2 separate regions of the Homo sapiens genome follow, and region 2 is linked to region 1. The links are chromatin contacts, found by Hi-C or POLR2A ChIA-PET in ENCODE. All regions are on one chromosome and are shown on one strand. Each heading gives the region's core, a stretch centred on a gene start or an enhancer-like site at or near the end of the contact. The rest is flanking DNA. Distances are from core to core; before and after follow the strand shown. Region 1 overlaps DST (dystonin). Region 2 overlaps ZNF451 (zinc finger protein 451).

Region 1 (7,570 bases), core at 3,488-5,987:
CACAAGTAGCAAAAACGTCTATCTCAAGAAACTAATTTTACAGCTACAGGAATGACTTTGTAGTTTTAATTTATTTGATATTATTAACTGCTGGCATATTTTTTTCCATTCAAAATTTTTAATGACTATCAGAGACCTCTAATATATTACAATCCCTTTGTCAGTCATTTGCATGCTGCCAGTTTCCCTTCCTGGTTTGGTGCACTAAGGGGTTTCTGAGCTCAGACAATAAAGATGCTGACACAGCCAAGGAACTGCAGCCTGAAAACAAAGAGTTCCAGAGGCGCGTGTGAATCTGACTGGATGTGTCCTAAAGCCTCTCATTAAACAGCTACTCCCCATCAAAGACACTACACTCTAGGCAAGGCAAAGAGCACTCCTTCCACCTGCCATTCTTGTCCTCTAAGCAAAGTGAGTCCTTGAAGAATCTAATAGTTTCACAGAATCATTTTGTGGTCCAACCATAGAGTATGCACTGCATATGTCAAAATCCTTTTATTTTTTAAATTAACAAATAATAGGATTTCTATCTCCTTATACCCACTCAAAAAATAAAAGCATATAAAGGATATTTTGGTTCTTCCATGTCCCCCAAAAGCAAAAAAGAAAATAACTTTGAGAGAACACAAATTTAAAAGAAAATTGCACAAGTCTGAACATTTCTAAATATATTCAAAGACACATATCTAACTTTGAAATATGTACCTAGAGGCAAATAATTTAATAGCAAATCCATAGAATGAACTGCTAAGAAATGCCACATGATTAAGCCATGTTTTGGGGTAATATGGGTAAGGACATTAAACAACTTTGAGAATGAATTATTAAAATACACCTTTTAATGTATCTTATTTAAAACTTATTTAAAATTAGTTTCCAGCATCTCTTAATACTACTTTATTTTTTGTATGTCTCTCCATGTGTATCAGCCACTAAACCCCAGTAAGACCCACTGTGTAATGATGCTTAATCTTCTTCCTTTTTAAACTCTAATGTGTATCAGCTTTCAGATATTTATGAGCTCAGATCTTTTGGCCAGAATTTGGTTAAGTAAAAAGCAAGCTGATCAGGCCATAGATAAAGGCATTTGGTGCCAGGGTAATTATAAATACAAGCAAGTATTATATTTGCCCCCAGCTCTTGCCCATAAGGTGGCTGAAAATGCATCCTTGATTTTCCCTTATTCTGTCAATATAGGAATTACTACCTTGAATACTACTAAACATATCTTTAAGTAATAAAAGGTAGCATTTGCTGAGCACTTATTATATGCCAGGAATTGTTTTGAGTACTTTTCATGTATTAAAGTCATCAGATCCTTCAATAACAACATAAAGTGGATAGTATAATTAAATCTCCCTTTTATGGATGAGACTGAGATTAAACAAAAAAAAGTGTAGTGAAACTGCACAGACAACTCATGTGGTGGTTTTAAAACATGTCCATACATGGAAACTTCTCCCTTCAAGAGCTAATTCCAATCACTGTGCATGTAGGGACACTAATTAATGGAATATAACTAAAGTAACTGTGTTAGAGTTCTGAGACTAGGTCATAAAAAGCAATGTGGTTTCTTTCTTGATTTCTACATCACTTACCCTGGGGGAAGCCAGTTGCCATGTCTTGAAGACACTTAAACAGCACTGTGGAGAGGCCCACGTGGCAAGGGAGGCCCTCCTGCCCTCTGCCAGTGAGTGAGCCATCTTGGAAGCAGATCTTCCAGCCCCAGTCAAGCCTTCAGAGGACAGCAGCCCTGGGCAACATCTGAACTTTAACCTTACTCTCACTTAAGCCACTCCCAAATTCGTGGCCCACAGAGTTATTAAACGCTTACTGATTTAGCTGCCAAGTGGGGGGCAAATTGTTATACGGCTAGAAATAACTAACCCAGCTAACAAGTGACTGAGCCAGGATCAAACCCAAGCAGTCCAGTACTGAAAGCTGCTACTGGTCAGATAAATGCACACCATGTTATGTTGGTGCAAAAGTAATTGTGGTTTTTATCATTGATAATAGGAATTTAACCAAGCTATAATTTTACTAAACACCACAAATGTTTTCAAATTCCAACTACACAAGTTAAACAGCATAGTAGAGTGGTTCTCAGCCCTTCTCAACATTAAAATCATTTGTACAACTTTTTACAGATGCCCGGGTTTCATCCTCAAAGAGTGAACAGGCCTAGGGTTGGGTCCTAGCATCTTAACCCCAGGTTAGGAACCTATTAAAAAAAAAAAATAAGCTTGACTTCTCACAACTGTGCTCAAATTTCCTTCTGACAACTAAGATAAAGATTATTCGGTTCTACTCACTTGATACTTCAAGTCAAAAAAGAAGAACTTACATCACAATCACTTTTTACCAAATAATTATATATAGAAACTTGATTTATGAATCTGAATACAGCTTTTGCTTTCACTACACATTAGTGGTTATTTAGTGCACCTTATAGCTGAGTATCCAAAACCCCAAAAGCAATTTCTATTAGTTAACCAATCTTCTGCCTCATCATGGCACAGATGTCAACTTTAAACAAGACTCCAGAAATGTTTTTTTTTTGAGACAGAGTTTTGCTCTTGTTGTCTAGACTGGAGTGCAATGGTGAAATCTCAACTTAATGCAACCTCCACCTCCCGGGCTCAAGCAATTCTCCTGTTTCAGCCTCCTGAGTAGCTGGGATTACAGGTATGCGCCACCACGCCCGGCTAATTTTTTGTATTTTTAGTAGAAACAGGGTTTCTCCATGTTGGTCAGGCTGGTCTCGAACTCCGGACCTCAGGTGATCCACCCGCCTTGGCCTCCCAAAGTGCTGGCGTGCCCGACAAGACTCTAGAAATTTTAAAACAGTTTCACATAACTTGAAAGTGAGAAGGGGCTTTAGAAATCATCTCAGAATGGCCTACTTGCCTTCGCCCAGGCCCAACAAAAATTTACAAAGCAGAAGTGGGCTTCAAAAGCAGCTCCTCCAGAGTCCAGCCCCAGTGTTGCTATCTGGAAATTGGGAATGGCTGCCCGCACTCACAATTCGTACTGCATCCCTTGATATTATCTGTGCACTTCTGCCTCCCTTTCTTAACTATATACTTCTTTAAAGACAAGAATGCTATCATAACTCTTTTGTAGTCCCCTTCTTTCACTATCACAGTTTCACTTAAGAGTCACCCAATAACTGTTTGCTTAACAGAACAATGTAAAATACCTGCGCAACTACTTTCCCTTCATCTCTTTACCTCTACACATATTTTTGGATTTTGAAATGTGAGATATTTTTGCTTGATTAGTTTATTGCTCTCATTCAATAAGAACTTATTTTAACAATCACTTTGTACTATACCATAGGTAAAACAAATTTACGAGAACACCACCTTTTTTTTTTTTTTTTTTTTTTTGAGACAGAGTTTCACTCTTGTTGCCCAGGCTGGAGTGCAACGGCGTGATCTCAGCTCACTGCAACATGTGCCTCCCCGGTTCAAGCGATTCTCCTACCTCAGCTTCCCGAGTAGCTGGGATTAAAGCCATGTGCCACCACACCCAGCTAATTTTGTATTTTTACTAGAGATGGGGTTTCGACATGTTGGCCAGGCTGGTCTCGAACTCCTGACCTCAGGTGATCTGCCCATCTCGGCCTCCCAAAGTGCTGGGATTACAGGCGTGAGCCACAGCACCCAGCCGAGAACATTACCTTTATAGAAAGCATTTTCTCCTTGTTTACCTCAGGGATTTGCCATACATGACCATGTGTTCTAGTTTTCTCCTTACATATTTCAGGCAGGTCCACATAAGCATTAATTCATGCCTTCTCTTCCTGATCACTTACCTAATAAGTCAAAGCGCTGCTTCTTTATGCCTGGATCAAGTCCAACATGTCCTAGCTTTTCACTATGATTAATTAATTTAAAAATATAGGGATGGGCCAGGCATGGTGGCTCACGCCTGTAATGCCAGTCCTTTGGGATGCTGAGGCAGAAGGATCACCTGAGGTCAGGAGTTCGAAACCAGCCTGGCCAACATGGTGAAACCACGTCTCTACTAAACGTACAAAAATTAGCCAGGCATGGTGGCACGCACCTGTAGTCCCAGCTACTCAGGAGGCTGAGGAACAAGAATCACTTGAACCTGGGAGGTGGAGGTTGCAGTGAGCTGAGATCACACCACTGCGCTCCAGCCGACAGAACGAGACTCCTCTTAAAAAAAAAAAATACCTATACACACACACACACACACACACACACACACACACACACACATATAGGGATGGGTGGGGGTGGGGGGGAGAAAACCAAAGGATGTGCCTAGCAAATTACCATTTGTCTTGAGGAATGCTGGTCCAATCCCACAAGGAACTCTAGTCCTACATCACTTCCAGTTTTCACTTTGAAAATGTACTTAGACTAAGTACACAATGACCTAAGGTTTGAAAATATTTCTGTTCTCCAGTTTGGAGAGCTCCCTCTAATGAAACTACATACTATAAATATACAGATTAATATGCAATAGTCTAACCTATCAGTAGTGATAGTCCAATAATTAAGTATAGTATTAAGTCTGCAGTCAAAATTCATCTACCTGTTCCTGAGCACCCTTCCTCACAGTCAAAACCTTTTCCCAAAGTGCACATGCACACACACACACACACACACACACACACACACAGCCTCAGATGCCTCTGGAAGAGACATCAACCCTGGTCTGACCACTTCTGCCTAGACAAGGGCCTCTGTGAACCTCTCTTCCCAGTTTTTCTATGCTCCCCAGTGGCTGAACTGAAAAATGCAAGTCACCAACAAGCAAAGCAACAAGCACAATCTCCAAAACGTTTTCTCTTCAAACCACTGTAAGGGCAAATACCATATACTATTCTGCTTGGCTTGTAGCCTTTTCTTTCACTTTCTTTGGTCACTTTCAATATTCTGCAATTTCTGGAGCCCCACGACATGCTGCTTGATTTTCTACACTCCCTTTGCACTAGTAGCCTGGGATCCCCTGGCTGCAGGTGCGGTATGTTTACTCATCTAGCTCCCTAACTTTACTCATCTAGCTTTGCCTAATGGCAAAACTTGAGAGCAATGACCTTGTTTCATGTCTGTTTGTAGTAAACACACTGCCTAGCTGACAGAAGACATTCAAATATTTATGGGAAGAAAGAAGAAAATTTAAAAAAGAAGGAGTGGGAAGAACACTAAAAAGAAGGATGTTAGGCTGGGCACGGTGGCTCATGCCTGTAATCCCAGCATTTTGGGAGGCCGAGGTGGGTGGATCACCTGAGGTCAGGAGGTCAAGACCAGGCTGGCCAACATGGTGAAACACCATCTCTACAAAAATACAAAAATTAGCCGTGCATGATGGCAGATGCCTGTAATCCCAGCTACTCGGGAGGCTGAGGCAGGAGAATTGCTTGAACACGGGAGGCAGAGGTTGCAGTGAGCCAAGATCATGCCATTGCACTGCAGCCTGGGTGACAGAGTGAGACTCCATCAAGGAAGGAAGGAAGAAAGGGAGGGAGGGAGGGAGGGAGGGAGGAAGGGAGGGAGGGTAAGAAGCAATAGGCACTAACTTCAGGCTCAGGAAATCTGTGTATGATTGCCTGCTACTTGCTAGCCGTAAGAGTAGGAATAACTTATTCAGTGGTTCCAGTTTCTTATCTGTAAGACTACTGGACAATAGTCTATAATCTCTGAGACCCCATAACCTGTAGATTCTAACATCCTATTGTTTTATACAAAGTCCACCATGTTTGTGAAAGTCACCATGACAAACACCCATTTTCAATGATATTTTCAAAAGCAAAGCCTTGACCTTCTTTACTAGTTTCTGCAGATATCATTTGCCCCCAATTTTATGTTTTGAGATATTTTGAATTTCATAACAAATACTGAAATGCAGTAACAGAACTTGCAAGTGTTATCAAATTACTATTCTAGAATCATAAGAAGTCACTCAAGGAAGAAGTCAGGTAGAAACTAGAACTGCCAATGAAGAGAATGAATTCCAATCAACCATAGTAGAAATAATGCACGAAACATATGCATGCCAGGATATCATAAAGGAGAAGACTGTAAAATAAACGTACAGTGCAGAGGTGAGATATGCAAGAGATTTCTGGTCTGTCTTGAGGCAGAGGTGATGAGAGGCAGCAAAAAGCAATCTGTGCTTAGAGAACAGAGATGTTAAGATGAATGGTGAAGTATGAGTTATGAGATATAACAGAGATCTTGAGGTACTGCCAGACAGACTCAAGTTAAAGCAATTACTAGCATCTGGAAGAAGTCTCCAAAGATTTTACTCAGACTTCAGTTATTGGTCCCTGACAACTATCAGGAATGGAGCTATGACAGCCTTTTATTCAACTTTCCTAAGCAGGAAAACAAAGGCATCTCTACCACCCAAAAACTCAAAAATTTTAAACATTCTAAAAACACCTAAGTAACATTTCCTCTAAGGACTTAGCAAATTTGGTTTTGGGTTCATTGTGTTTACTTGAACTATATGTGGGCAAAGAGAATCTGAGCAAAAGGATTTGTCCTACTTAGCTAGTCACACGCACAAGTTAGTATTCTTACACTACAGCCTCATGGGACCAAAACCCAATCCATCCACTCTAACTGTGAAAGTTGAGCCTTATCTCTCAAAGATTGATTAATTGAAGCATGGATTCACATTTTGTAGAAAGCTTACATGCCTGAGACTTCAAGTCAAAGTCAATTTGCTTAATACAATTTCTATGATACAGTATAAAAAGCATGTTCTTATAAAACAAGAACACATGAGAACACATGAGTATAATGTCTCCCATGTCCATGACATTTCCACATCATGAATGTGACCACTGTTCACTGACAATGCATTCTTTCAACAAGTAGTTTCTGAGCACCTACTGCATGCCAAGTACTAACCAGGCTAGATGCCGAGATACAAAGATGGGTAAAAGAAATCTGGCTTTGACATGCTGGCTATCATGTTGTTTGGGAAGATAGCACTGCTGTCTTTCTAAAGCTTGCAGTTTCTCATCAGACATATAAGGCCTTTCTCTGCAATTGCTGCGGTATCTTTTTTTTTTTTTTTTCCTTTTTGAGACTCAGTCTCGCTCTGCCACCCACGCTGGTATGCAGTGGCGTGATTTCGACTCACTGCAACCTCCGCCTCCCAGGTTCAAGCAATTCTCCCGCTTCAGCTTCCCAAGTAGCTGGGATTACAGGCACGCGCCACCATGCCCAGCTAATTTTTGCACTTTTAGTAGAGTCGGGGTTTCACCGTGTTGGTCAGGCTGGTCTCGAACTCCTGACCTCAGGTGATCCACCCGCCTCAATCTCCCAAAGTGCTGGGATTACAGGCATGAGCCACCGCACACAGCCTTGCAGTACCTTTAATAGTTCTGATTATATGGGAAACCCCAATTCTCTTAACCTAGAAACACAAGTGGACAACCCATGCTTTAAAAATCTAATGAGTCAGTGCTTTTTTTCTGTTTTGACTTGGCTCATGCCCTTAAGCTACTCTTAAATAACACAGTAAGGAAACCTATTTATACCACCACAAGCAGCTGCAGCTTGTCAAAAAAAATCAATGAATT
Region 2 (7,570 bases), core at 2,131-4,630, 340 kb after region 1:
ATATATTGCTGGTGGTATTTATGTGAATTTTGTACAGTGATTTAATCTTGTAGTTTATCATTTGTACAATTGCACTATCTAAATGTACTCCCTTCTGAATGTTAATTTGTTTTCTTTATAGCACTGTTGATTCATTTCAGAAGGTTGTAGAGTATACCTCCCTCCCCCTTATTTAACTAACTAGACAGTAGTTCCTTTTTGTTATTAGTGAGTGGCTAATTTTGGGGGGCCTTAAGGCAGCTTTGTTTTCTATAGATATGCTCTAGGTTTTCTGATTGTCTCGTATCTAACCTTGTTCTTAGCCATGATAACACAACTTATATTTGATAAGTGGATGTGTTTACTTGGTTAGAATAAGCAAGGACATTTTTAAAAAGCAGTAAATTTGCTGACACTTTTATCTTTTTTTAAAAGAATGAATGACAGCTTCCTTATCAGTATAATTACATTTAAACTTTTTTTTTTAAACCGTGTGGCAGCTTCTTTATCAATCAGTATAATTCCATTTATTTACTTAGCCCTCAAAATGACATTTTGAAGGGAGCATAAACTCTTTCAGGCTACTTGGACAGTATTTAGTATTCTATATTAGTACTACACTAATAATTTACTGAGTGCTACCTAAGTGACCTGATTGATAATGTCCTTAAGGACCTGATACATCCAGGATAACCTCTCAGGTACTGTAAACAAGGAGGTTGAAAAAGACACATTCCGGAATCCCTTTGTCTGGTAAAATTGGATACTGATGTGGATGGACATGACATTCATTATTCTTGAAGATATAACTAGTTGACTGGGATTCTGATGAAGGTTTGAAATTATGGATTAGATCTTTGTAGAAGTAGTTTAAAGATTGCAATAAGTGAAATCTTTTTTTTTTTTTTTTTTTTGAGACAGTTTCGCTCTTGTTGCCCAGGCTGGAGTGCAATGGCACGATCTTGGCTGACTGCAACCGCCACCTCCCGGGTTCAAGCAATTCTGTCTCAGCCTCCCGAGTAGCTGGGATTACAGGCATGTGTCACCATGACCTGCTAATTTTGTATTTTTAGTAGAGACGGGGTCTCTCCATGTTGGTCAGGCTGGTCTCAAACTCCTGACCTCAAGTGATCCGCCCGCCTTGGCCTCCCAAAGTGCTGGGATTATAGGCGTGAGCCACCGCGCCTGGCTGTGAAATTTTTTTTTTTTTTTTTTTTATGTGAGGCATATTTTGCCACAGTCTCGCACTGTTTAGGTTCTCTTGTCTTTTGGAATCTATCATTCTGTATTTAATGTTAGTGGCTAGTCCAATAATTGATTGTCTCATCTGTATGCATCTTATGCATGTGATTCAATAGACTAGATCGATTCTGTGTGGTTTATCATAGTAGATACACAAACCAGTCTTTATTTTTTACTTAAGAAAATATATAAGTGGAAGTTATCAGTAAACTGGTGATTATTGTATTGAATGCAAATCTTTTTATTATTTTTCCAGATATATTGAGTTTTATAAACCATTAAAATATTATTTTATGAAATTTCCCTTCCTGGATGAACAGAATATTGTTTTATTAAATCTTCTCTTATTAGTGGAATATTTTTTACTTCTTTGTCTTTTCATTTACTTGTTTTTTGTTATAATGAAAACTTTACTAGTGTTTGGTACCATTGAGATAACTTATTACTGGAAATTTTGTTTGCTTCCTGTGGGATATATCTGGAAGTGGTCATAGTCCAACCATGTCCTTTTGATGTTGTTAGCATATCAGTTATTCTATGTATTGATCTTTTCTTCTCCTGTATTCAACACCTCTTTCTGAAAGGATGTCTGATCTTCCCATAATCGCTTTGATGTAGATGATATTTTTATTCTATCAGTGTATACTAGACAGGATTTTGATGTGGCTTTGTATTTGTATATTTAAATACCATGTCTTTAAAGCATTATTAGAAGAGATATTCTAGTTTCTTCTAATGTCCCTTTTAAAAAAAATATAGCCAGTCCAATATCTCAAACTACTTTGATTTTTGAACTTAAATCAACTTTTAGTGCTACCTTGTTTAATGGTAGTAGTATTTTCTCATTTCTACATGTTCACACAAGTTTATTATATATAGTTTATGGTCATATGTATCTTATAAAAATTTTGAAGCCCATCCCCATGGATTTATTATAATACAGCTCTGATATATCTTAAAGTTAACCCGTTTTCCGTAGATGTTAAGGGCTTTACTGGTTGAGGTAACCTATTTCAAATGGTCTGTTGGGTTTTGTGGTACCTTGTCAAGAATTCAATAAGAATTCTCAGGCTGTCTGTATTTTCTTTTAGGACTTTGGAGATCTCTCAAGTTGTACTGTTTTCTAGTATTCCTGAGTATATTCCTTTGGTAACGTGAAAGTAAATAGTTTATATTTGATGATTTTTTTTTTTTTTTTTTGAGACGGAGTCTTGCTCTGTCACCCAGGCTGGAGTACAGTGGTGAGATCACGGCTCACTGCAAGCTCTGCCTCCCGGGTTCACGCCATTCTCCTGCCTAAGCCTCCTGAGTAGCTGGGACTACAGGCGCCCGCCACCACACCCGGCGAATTTTTTGTATTTTTAGTAGAGATGGGGTTTCACCGTGTTAGTCCAGGTGGTCTCAATCTCCTGAACCTTGTGATCCACCTACCTTGGCCTCCCAAAGTGCTGGGATTACAGGCGTGAGCCACAGTGCCCGGCCTGTATTTGGTGATATTTTAAAAAATTCTACTTTGACCTTAAGTGCTTCAAGAATTGTGTTCAGTTAGTAGTCCTTTTGTAAGACTAACTTTCATATGCTATCTTTGCTCCATGAGCTATCATAGTACTGTTTTCTTTCATTACCCGTAAGAGTGGCTCTATCACAGCATTTACTGTTAAGGGCTACAGTTAGACCTCTTGTTAACTCTACTTTTATTTGTGATGGCTGTGTTTCACACTACCTTGATTTATAAATGTAGTAATGTGTTAAATAACTATATGTTGTGGTCCCTTAATACCTCTTTTGATTGGTGAGGTAACAGTGATGTGGATGATGAAATAAAAACGTTTCCCCAAGTCACTAAACACAGTTTTCAATTCATTTTTTTTTACATATTTAATTTACATCTAACTACTGTTAGGTATGCAGCCCGTTCCTTTTTGCCTTCAGTAGAATATAGTTATATAAGTAGTCTCATTTAGATTCTTGGGACAGAACGGCCTGTGTATTGATCTTTCTTTAATGGCTTGGAACAGCTTCTATATATTCTGACAGGTCTTGGAAGCATGTTAATATCCGTGTGTTTAATTGTCATCTTCCTGCCTGGGAAGGCAGTAGAAGAAAGAATCTACATTTGTATAGTCTGTAGTACAGGCTCTGTGCTGATTGCAAGGCACTCTTGAGAGAAATTCATTCTTATTTTGCAGAAGAAGAACTGAAACTTCATTAAGTCATTAAGCAACTTGCTCAGGTGGTGGAACTGAGCTTTAAATATGGACTTTTTCCAGTCTCAATTCAGCATTATACTAGGCTGCCTCCATGTGTTTTTCAAAGCCCCATTCAAGTTTTACTTCTATGGTAAACTAATTTTACATACACAAATCTTTTCATTTTCTGAACTTCCTTTATGGCTTTACTGTCACCCCACTAGTATTTGATGTCTTAGCTATTAACTAATTCCTGATTATTTCACTTGTCACATCAGGAACCCTATCCTCTTAGTTCTCCCATTGAGATTTCACTGCTGGACTAAGATTATTCTTGATTCGTAGTCATTGGTTTCTGTTTCCATTCATTTTCAGCACTGATTATGTTAATCGTATTGCTTGAGTTTTTTCTTTGTTCAATGTTGTTTATTACATTCATTTTGTTTCATATACACACATTTTTTTTTTTTAACTGGCATTTTGAGGATATTGGTTTAATGGAAGGAAAAAGGAATGGTGCAAAGCACATGGTATTTGAATTCCAAAGACCTTGACCCTCAGCATTAGCAAGTCACTTGTTTTCTGAGCCTCAGTTTTCTTACTCTCAAATGAGGTAATATCCGAAAGTACTTTGACAACACACTAAAGCCTGATGCAGATTTCCTTTTTGAAGTAATTGTGCTGTTTCTATTCATATTGGATATGGTATTCTATGGTATTGGCTATAGATACATACATTTTAAAATGTTATTTAACAGCATGTAAATGTTCATTTCATGCCATGTGATCATGTTCCCCTTTATGATTTTTTAAGGCTGTCTTACAAGCCTAACAGTGTACTAAGTCATTAAAAGATATATTTAAAGTAAAATAGTCTCTTTTCTCAAGTACAAGCTAAGAAATGCTCATAATAATAAAATAAGAGAATGTAGAATGAGGAGTTAGAGTGTATATGTATGTGTATACAATTTTTGATAGATGGTATTTTGTTATTTCATATCTGTGTTGAAAACAGTCTTTTAGTTTGTCAGACATCTTTTTCAGTACCTGCTATGTGCAGGCAGGTATTGAGAAAGGTCTGAGAATACTGAGGGTTAATAAGAGATGGTATATTCTCCAGAGAAATAAATACCACTAAAGTATAAGAGCAGATGTCCTTTTTGGAAGAATGCCTGTGGTGATGGAATAAGAAAAGCCATATAGAGGGGTGAGGAAAAGCTTTTCTTACCAAGTGTGTGAGCTGAGTTTTGGAGGATGATTAGGCAAGAGTTAGTTGGCCTGGTGGAGAAACAGGAGCCAGACATTCAGCTGGAGGAACAGGAGTGTGGAACAGTGTGGGTAACACAATGGGGTGTGTCTGGTTTCAGAATTATAAGAAATAGTCTTTAGGGGGAACAGAAATGAAGGAGACTAAATAGATGATGATAAATTATCTGTGAATATGTACTGGTTCCTACATATTCAAAGTGTGCTAAGTTTGTACAGCCATTACTTGTAAGGTTCTAGGAGTTGTCTCTCTAGGGGTTGGTTTGTACCATAGTCCATTATGTACATCTAGAACAATTCTTTCTTTCCCGGAACTGAGCCCAAGGTGGGCTTTCTACAGTGCACCTCTGGCTCTGGGGCAGCTCAAGCAATCAGAAAGAACTGAGGCACTGGTAGAAAACAACTCTGAGGATGAACAGGATAATGTTCCTGAAGTGGAATGTGGTATCCCTTCATGGTTAAATGGTTGCATACTTCAGGGTCACCTATGGAAAGGTGTCCTCAGGGTAGCTAAAAGTGGTTAATTTCCTTGTGTTTTGACTTACAGATCATTTCTAGGTGGACTTGGGGAAAATAAAGTTACTTATAAAAATATTGCTTCATTGGCATTTGGAGGTGTTGTATTGAAGGAGGAAGTGGGTTCCTATCACCAGAACCCTCTCTAGGTGTTTCAGATAGGAAACTGGGTTGTAGACCTTGTCCCAGTAATATCTCCAGCAGCTCCAACACATTTTGTCAACTTCGTATTCGTTTTTTAAGTTTTTTTCCTTGCTGTTGGCCACCTTTACCTTCTTTTTTTTTTTTTTCCTTCTTTTTCCCTTATTTTTTGAGACAGTCTCACTCTGGCGCCCAAGCTGGAGTACAGTGGGGTCATATCGGCTAACTGCAACCTCCACCTCCCAGGTTCAAGCGATTCTCCTGCCTCAGCCTCCCAAGTAGCTAGGATTACAGGCGCATGCCACCATTCCTGGCTAATTTTTTGTATTTTTAGTAGAGATGGGGTTTTGCCATGTTGGCCAGGCTGGTCTCGAACTCCTGACCTCAAGTGATCTGCCCACTTTGGCCTCCCGAAGTGCTGGGATTGCAGGCGTGAGCCACCGTACCAGGCCCCATTCCCACTTTTACTTTTATTTTCTCTACAGTTCATCCTTTTTTTTTTTTTTCCTTCTGTGCCAGAGGTGGAACAGTGGCACTCAGGGTTAAAAAACTCCCTTTTGCTTTGTCACACTTCATATTCAGAGTTACTGTGGGGTTTTTTTGTTTTTTTTTTTTTGTTTTTTGTTTCTTGAGACGGAGTCTCACTCTGTCGCTGAGGCTAGAGTGCAGTGGTGCGATCTTGGCTCACTGCAACCTCTGCCTCCCGGGTTCAAGCGATTCTCTTGCCTCAGCCTCCCGAGTAGCTGGAATCGCAGGCACCTGCCACCATGCTCAACTAATTTTTGTATTTTTAGTAGATACAAGATTTCACCATGTTGGCTAGGTTGGTCTTGAACTCCTGACCTCAGGTGATCCACCTGCCTCGGCCTCCCAAAGTGCTGGGATTGTGGTTGTGAGCCACCACGCCTGGCCGTATATTTTAAAAATCTCTTAAGGTCCAGTTACTGTTATATTTTGGTCCTGTACTGAAGGAGGATGTAAGTCATTTTCCTAAAATGATTTTTATAGAGATAGATGTTGGCAGTTTACTCAAAAGAGAATATAGGAAAATCTTTTTTAACAGGTTTGGTGGGACTAGCCTTATTCACTGAATAAAGTACTTTACAGAATGGAGTATATCTATATGTGTGTTTTAAGATTTGTTCATACAAAGCAGATGTTCTGTGTACTTTGTATTTGTAAACAACTAATTGGGGGTGGGAAGGAGATTGCTTTGTAAAAAGAGGGTTTCCTTGTTCTAAAGCTTTGCTGCTGGAGATGGTAAGATGGTAAATAAATATTGTACTGTTATGCTGCGTTTATCTCTTCTGCTTTATCTGTATTTGCATATAAAATTCTTGAGAAAAACCATTGCTTTTCAAAGTGTTATTTGGGATACGGGTTTGAGTTATATAAGTTGAGTAGAAGGGGCTTCTGGTAAACAGAACTTTGGGGGGTGGTGCAAACTTCAGACCAAACTATGAATTGAAGCTTTAGGATGGGCAATAATAAGCGGACTTTGAAATTGGGTTTTTATGAAGTAATCCATTTGTTGCAGGAATTCTGTTCAAACCAAATGCGCTAGTCAGATACCGTGATGATGTGCAAAGTTAATTCTTTTGCAGTTGGTTGTTCCTTTGAGCTTTCTTTGAACTTGGAGTCCCTTACATATAAGATAGAGGTGATGAAAGAAATAGTCTCCAGTTGGTACTCCTCTGGATCATCAGTGCCAGCTGATGTTCAGGGAGATATTATGACTGTAAATAAACCTGCCTTGGATTGTTTTGTGTATATCCCCTCACCTTATTCTTTACCTTCTTCCCTCCTACAAATTGCATCTTTTTCTATTACTGGCTTTTTCAGTAGGCAGAAAGTGCCTATGATGAGTGAGATAGGAAACTGGGTTGTTGTGATCACTTCTCTGGGTAGTAACTGTTCTTGCAGAGTGCTTTCTTCCTAGGTTATATCACCGTGTGTGGTATATGGAGCAAAATTGTTCCATTTCACAGAGAGGTCTAGTGACTTCATGTTCATAATATATTCATATTTCTATTAAAGTAATTTTGTAGAAAATATAAAATGGAAGCTTTTTGGTTCATCAAGAACTAAAGTGCTTTCTGAAATTAGTAATAATGATTTACAAATATAAGTCATTTCTTTATCATTAAAAAGCCACAAAGTAGTACAATGCTATGAGCTATTATAAAATAATTTCTTCTATGAAGCCCAGCTTTTTGTTCCTTTTTCTTTTTTTAAAG

Evidence for each region. A loop is a pair of places that touch in the nucleus more often than their neighbours do. ChIA-PET counts read pairs that join two places held with the same protein, here RNA polymerase II (POLR2A). Pooled maps may share reads with other maps.
Region 2: a pooled map shows a loop between it and region 1 (2.1-fold over the local background). The contact joins two enhancer-like sites. A Hi-C loop is called at or near these places in 1 of 37 single-sample maps with no recorded cell type and 2 of 50 pooled maps. POLR2A ChIA-PET finds 5 or more read pairs at or near these places in 1 of 52 experiments (A673).

What each region holds. Positions count from the first base shown.
Region 1 is chr6:56,759,479-56,767,048 of GRCh38, forward strand. All of the region lies in intron 4 of DST (dystonin), which reads right to left. Among named protein-coding and RNA genes, the nearest start is that of DST-AS1, 81 kb to the right of the region's middle. RefSeq lists enhancers at 1-556, 7,558-7,570. Within about 2 kb of position 4,738, at least 3 of the 41 ENCODE cell types and tissues checked have a DNase peak (open chromatin) inside an H3K27ac peak, as active enhancers do.
Region 2 is chr6:57,105,436-57,113,005 of GRCh38, forward strand. All of the region lies in intron 3 of ZNF451 (zinc finger protein 451), which reads left to right. Among named protein-coding and RNA genes, the nearest start is that of ZNF451, 19 kb to the left of the region's middle. Within about 2 kb of position 3,381, at least 2 of the 41 ENCODE cell types and tissues checked have a DNase peak (open chromatin) inside an H3K27ac peak, as active enhancers do.